Regions from separate parts of the Homo sapiens genome. Here region 1 is linked to region 2. The links are chromatin contacts, found by Hi-C in ENCODE. All regions are on one chromosome and are shown on one strand. Each heading gives the region's core, a stretch centred on a gene start or an enhancer-like site at or near the end of the contact. The rest is flanking DNA. Distances are from core to core; before and after follow the strand shown. Region 1 holds the start of SYNRG (synergin gamma). Region 2 holds the start of UTP6 (UTP6 small subunit processome component).

The links. Hi-C counts contacts between places; a loop is a spot of excess contacts on that map. Pooled maps may share reads with other maps.
Region 1: a loop to region 2 is called in a map of gastrocnemius medialis, with 15 times the contacts of the local background. The contact joins the promoter of SYNRG here to the promoter of UTP6 in region 2. A Hi-C loop is called at or near these places in 2 of 168 maps with a recorded cell type or tissue (gastrocnemius medialis and naive thymus-derived CD4-positive, alpha-beta T cell) and 5 of 50 pooled maps.

Annotation. Positions count from the first base shown.
Region 1 is chr17:37,607,763-37,610,700 of GRCh38, reverse strand. SYNRG (synergin gamma) reads left to right here and starts at 1,283. Exons shown (of 22, transcript NM_007247.6): 1 at 1,283-1,422. The coding sequence starts at 1,346. It overlaps DDX52 (DExD-box helicase 52), which reads left to right. Exons shown (of 15, transcript NM_007010.5): 15 at 1-962.
Region 2 is chr17:31,900,131-31,903,312 of GRCh38, reverse strand. It overlaps UTP6 (UTP6 small subunit processome component), which reads left to right and starts at 1,605. Exons shown (of 19, transcript NM_018428.3): 1 at 1,605-1,777. The coding sequence starts at 1,686. RefSeq lists enhancers at 1,611-1,660, 1,346-1,937, 1,981-2,130.

The DNA of each region.
Region 1 (2,938 bases), core at 34-2,533, 5.7 Mb before region 2:
TTTCTAACCTTGATTTTCTCATCTGTAAGATGCCAATTGTAACTCCTAAGGATACTGAGGATTTTTTAAAATGCGTGTACAGTTCCTGACCAGTGGTTTGTGCCTAATAACTTATTACAAATTATTACCCAGTAAAAACCTTGAGACAAGAGTGAAAACGTAAAGCTAATTAATCCATTACTTGTTAGCAAGCAAACTACGTGCTTGAGAAAATTACTCAACTTTCATGTTTTACTTCCAGACAGTAGTTTGATTAAAAGAAAAAAAAAAATCACAGCCCAGGCATGTGGCTCACACCCTGGCACTTGGAGGCCGAGGTGGGAGCATAGCTTGAGCCTAGCAGTTTGAAACTAGCCTGGGCAACATAGATCCTATCTCTACAAAAAAAAAAAAAAAAAAAAAAAAAAAAATTGGCCCGGTGTGGTGGTGCATGCCTGTGGTCCCAGCTACTCAGGAGGCTGAGGCGAGAGGATCGCTTGAGCCAGGGAGGCTGAGGCTGCTGTGAGCCATGATCATGCCACTGCACTCCAGCCTGGACAACAGAGCAAGACCCTGTCTCAAAAAAAAAAAAAATCAGTAAAAAATATGCCGAAATAGCTTCAGAGTAATTATGAATTGCCTTCCAAAAACCACTGTTTTGCACTTGCCTGCAAGAATAGGAAAAACAAAAGGACTGTAAGGTGGCAGGATGGCAGAACCAAACAAGAGTAGTACACCTTGGAGTTTTTTCGAAATATGGGTTGGGTTTTTGGGCTCTTGGTTGATTTAAAATAAAATTTAAATGCCTTCAGCGTCTGTGATAGGTGCCAACATGAAGCTACCGAGTTCCAGAGAAAGAGGGGAGAGCTGATCACTCATCAGTGCTGCGAGACTATCAAAGGGCCCTTCAGGACCTATCTGTTCTTTGTGTGTAAAGAGTAACAATAAAAGAACACCAGTGTACCCACCGTATAGTTTAAAAATCAGGACTCAGCCTACTCTTTCCACTAACCGCGATCATGGTTTTCAAACGGAGGACCAACGGCGCTTTGCCACTGGGCCGCCAGCTGGGCCCTGCAGAGGGCCTACCAGACAATGAATCAGCTCCCTTGGAGAGGCGCCCGCGACCGCCCCACCAGCCCGAGAGCTAGAATTGAATCTGGGGGACCCCTGCGGCGCCGGGTCACGTGCCGTGGGCGCGCCACGCCTCCCCGAGGGCCGGGGGAGTCACGTGGGCGCGAGGCCCCGCCCCATCGCCCGGTCCGCGGCGAGGTGGGGCCTGGTGTTTGACCCGGAAGTGGCTGTGTTCAGCTGACAGCTGCTGATAAGGTGGCGGCGGCGAAGGCAGCGGCAGGTCGGGAGCAAGATGGCGCTGCGGCCAGGAGCTGGTTCTGGTGGCGGCGGGGCCGCGGGAGCTGGCGCGGGGTCCGCCGGGGGAGGCGGGTAGGTGTGAAGAGCCGGGCGGGAGCCCGCTGGCCTCCGCGGGGGCGGCGAGGGGCGCTTGGCAGTTATGGCAGTTTTCTCCAGCCCTGATCCTTTTCCTTGGAACTGGGCTGCGGGAGGAGGGTCATCCCCCAGGGACCCAGGCCGAAAGGGGCGTGTGGAGCCCAGGTGCTGGACGCTGGTGTTCCGGGATCAGTTGGGGGCGCCGGCCGCCTGGAATCGAGCGGGGAGCGAGCGCGCGCCCAGTGTGGGAGGGGAGAGAAGATGAGGGTCCTCTTGGGGTGGGGGGGGGCGGGGCAAATCAGGAACCGCGACTCCGCTCCTAGTCCTAGCTGCCTCTGAAGCGACCAGGGTCTTCCCTTTCCTTGGGCTTTCTAGACTTAACCGGATATGTTGGAGGGAGGGCTTTAAAAATCTGTTCACAAAGCTGGAGGACTGTTTCCAAGGGGGGTGTGTGTGTGGACTATTTGTCTCTTCCCCTTTTAGAGTGTCCTGTCCTCTTTATTTCCTTAACCCGCGACAAACAGCAGGAACATCTAAAGACCTCTGAATTAGTAATGGTCTTGAGATAGAGTTCTTGTCTTGTACACTAACTCTTAAGACTTGTCTGTCTTCTTTTTAAAAAGGCATTTAAAAACAAAGAAAGTGCACTGTTAAACAGCAGTTGCGCATTTATTAGAACAAAGCTTCCAGACTCAGCCCTTAAACAAATCTGCCCTCTGCCACATTTCAGCCAAGAACTGCCGTGGTTCTTATACCCAGAATGGTAAGGGAGATGTACGTTTTACAAGCTGACAGATTCGTTATCATTTAAGGAAATATTTTATTCTAGGAAGTTTTCACTCCACTTCTATAATGACCTAGTCTGATTTTGTTTTACTAACCAACACACAACAGCACACACATTTGGAGGTAAAAGTAGCTTTGCATCTTCAGTATCCTAAATTGTCTTTGGAAAACGAAGTGTTAGGTTTTTTTTTTATATGCAGTGTTTCAATTTCGGAGTCGTGAACACTACAAAAGTGTAAGGACCTTAAAGTTATCACCTCTTGCAGGTGCTTGTCAGGAAACGAGCAGTGGCTGTTCAATAAACCACCTGTGTGTAACCCCATTTTTCATTTCCTCTGCACATCTTTAACTTTAGATTTTTAAACTTTTTGCTTTCTCTTTTGTTCTCTCCGTTGTTTCATTAGAGGGTTTTTTAAAAAATAAATACTTCGTGTAAGCCAGTTTCTGGCTGGAGAAGAAACATATGTAATAATTCCCTTCTATTTGTTTTTTCTTTTTCTTTTGTCTTGTTTTTTTTTTTTTTTTTTTTTTTTTGAGAGGAAGTCTTGCTCTGTTGCCCAGGCCAGAGTGCGGCGGCGTGATCTCGACCCGCTGCAACCTCTGCCTCCTGGGTCCAAGCGATTCTCTTGCCTCAGCCTCGGAGCAGCTGGGATTACAGGTGCGCGCCACCATGCCCGGCTAATTTTGTTGATTGATCGATTGAGACAGAGTCTCGTTCTGTCACCCA
Region 2 (3,182 bases), core at 356-2,855:
TAAATAAAATAAAATAAAATAAAAATCATGGTTAATTTATGAAGGTCTCTATCAAATTTACTTTGAAATGATTACAGTCTGTCATAACTTGCTGACTTCCTTGTACCTAAAGAAATTTAGCAAGTACCTTTTCTTAGTGTCATGCATTTATTAACTGAGTACTTATTATATGGTAGGCACTGCTATAAGCTGTAGAGTATCTAGCCAGTCAAAAAGGAAAAAATTCCCTGCCCATATGGAGTTTACTATCTAGTGTCATCTCCACTCTTACTGTTAACACAGCCCCAGAGATTTTACTTTTACAAATAAATTCTATCTTTGTCTTACATTCGTGATTTCCTTCCACTTCTGACATGTCTTACAGCTGAAGGATTCAAGAAATGGTGTAGCACAAGCCAACCCTCGTCTCAGTTCTGAGATGAGTGGGTAAAATGTGAAAGGAAAGAAAGAAATGCAAGGCACAGAGGTGGAACATGGTTTTGCTGAGCCCATTCTCCTTTCATAAATCACACACAGGATCCAGGTGCTAATGTGAATGTTGAAATAAGCAGATTTAGCAAGAACTGCTGCTTTGGCTTTTTTATATCCAGAACTAAAAAAGAACTGAACCATGTAGTTATCATTTGAGGTTTACTAACTATACCAGCAATATTGCCTCCAAGCTGTGTTGCCTGGTGTTTCTCTTAGAAATGCTAAGTTGCTTGGGCAATGGTTTAAGGAGGGTGTCTATACCTTAGTGATTTATTTTGGTAATTCTCAAACTTTTCAATACAAAAATCTCCTTTTCTAAAAAGAATTTATAGTGTCTGATATTCACCTAGGGACATATATTTTGAAAGCTATTGCTTACAAAGACAGGATATTGATTTAAATAATAAACAATTCTATTTTATTTATTTATTTATTTAGAGACGGAGTTTCACTCTTGTTGCCCAAGCTGGAGTGCAATGGCGCGATCTCGGCCTCCCAGGTTCAAGCGATTCTCCTGCCTCAGCCTCCCGAGTAGCTGGGATTACAGGCGCGTGCCAGCACGCCCAGTTAATTTTTTTGCATTTTTAGTAGAAACGGGGTTTCATCATGTTAGCCAGGATGGTCTCGAACTCCTGACTTCAGGTGATCTGCCCGCCTCGGCCTCCTAAACTGCTGGGATTACAGGCATGAGCCACCGCGACCGGCTTTCAAAAATGTTTAATTGTACAATATCCTCCTCCTTTGCTTTTTTTTTTGTTGTTGTTCTTGGTGTTGGGAAGTCAGGACGTGGGATGGGAGACAATATTCTGAAGAAAATGCATCTCGTGTCCCTTTCAGGCTTGAGCAGCCCACCTCTCTACACCTGGAGGCGCTTTTCCTGATGGCTGTCCAAGTCTAGCGGCGCGCGCACTTAACCCCTCCCTCCCGTCTAGCCCCGCCCCTCAACTCCTGTCCGCTAGAGTCGTCCTGCCCAAGACCAGGGCGGGTTCTCGCTGCAATCCCACAATCGGCCACAGGGAGGGGACGGTGGCTGTAGAAGCCGAAGGGCCTTCCCCTAAGTAGGAGGTGGCGGAAGCGGAAAAGGCGGGACCTAGGGAGCACGTTACGTCCGGACGCGTCGGTGGTAGGGCTGGGTCTCCGAACCTGAAACCGGGAGCTTCCTGCTCGTGTTCGCTGTTGAGAAGCTACCCGCGGGGTTGTAGACCTCGGACCTCATGGCAGAGATAATTCAGGAACGCATAGAAGATCGGCTCCCGGAATTGGAACAGCTGGAGCGCATTGGACTGTTCAGTCATGCGGAGATTAAGTGAGAGAGGGTTGGGGAGAGGGAAGAGCTGAGGCGGCCTGAGGGGAGGTTGGGAGTGTGTGGCAGGGGCTAGATGTGGGGACGCTCGACCTGTGTTTACTTTTCCTAACGTGGTGGAAGCCCATTTCTCGTTTTCGGTGATGTCCAGAATTAATTTTTCATTCGTTGCAAGGTAATCCGTCCGTCTACTTACCCATCAGACGTTTTGACAGCCCTTCATGGAGCCGGGTCTTAGGGCTGTAAAGGTGATAAACCCAGGATTCCTGCTCATTAGGAGCTAATTGGGCAGAGTGTGGTGGGGGAGACAGACAAATTAAATATTTTGATAACAGTGTACTGTAAGTTGATTGTAGTACCTTGTACTGCTGTAGGGATGGGAACAGAGTGCTGTGAGAGCCCAGGGGGAGTGGATAAATTCCTAACTAGACTTGAAGGTGGGGACCATTGAAATCAGTTTCATATGCTACTCCAGAGCCTAACTACAGCGCCTGGCACATGGTAGACATTCAGTAGCGTGTTAAAATTATGTTTAATAGTTTTTAATGGTTTCTGTGACTGTTGCTTTGTTTTGCAACGTCTGAATGTAGTAATGTGACTCAGAGCTTCAAAGTAAGCATTCGTTAATGAAACACAAAACAAAGCAGTGTGGACGCTTAGAAAGTGCTCAGTTAAGGTTAATGTTACCATTACTAAAGACACCTGTCTTGCACATCTTGCATTAAATTCTCCTAATATATATTTGTCATATGTTCATTCCTTAGCTAAGGACTCTGAATCTTCTCCCGTAAGTCCTTCGTAGTAATAAGTCTTTTAAGGCAGACGCAATTTAGATTTTTAAAAAAATTTACATGTTGAGAACTCAGAAATAAGAGGAATTTCGGAAAGAAATTTATTATTAAAATTTAAGTGACCTGAACTTGGAGTAAAAGAAGTCTTTATTAATACCAGCCAGGCGCTGTGGCTCACGCCTGTAATCCCAGCACTTTGGGAGGCCGAGGTGGGTGGATCACGAGGTCAGGAGTTCGAGACCAGCCTGGCCAATATGGTGAAACCCCGTCTCTACTAAAAATACAAAAATTAGCTGAGCGTGGTGGTGAGCGCCTGTAGTCCCAGCTACTCGGGAGTCTGAGGCAGGAGAATCGCTTGAACTCGGGAGGCCGAGGTTGTAGTGAGCCAAGATCATGCCACTGCACTCCAGCCTGGGCGACAGAGCGAGAAAAAAACAAACAAAAAAAACACCATACATAAATGGTATAAAGTTCTTAATTGTATTTGCTTTGCTGGTGGGAATGTCATTGGTTTTGGGAGTTGATTAAGATGATTTTCCTGAAAGTTTAAAAATGAACCCTTAAGAACACAAAAGTAATTGTGTAAGAGAATACTTTTTTTTTTTGAGATGGAGTCT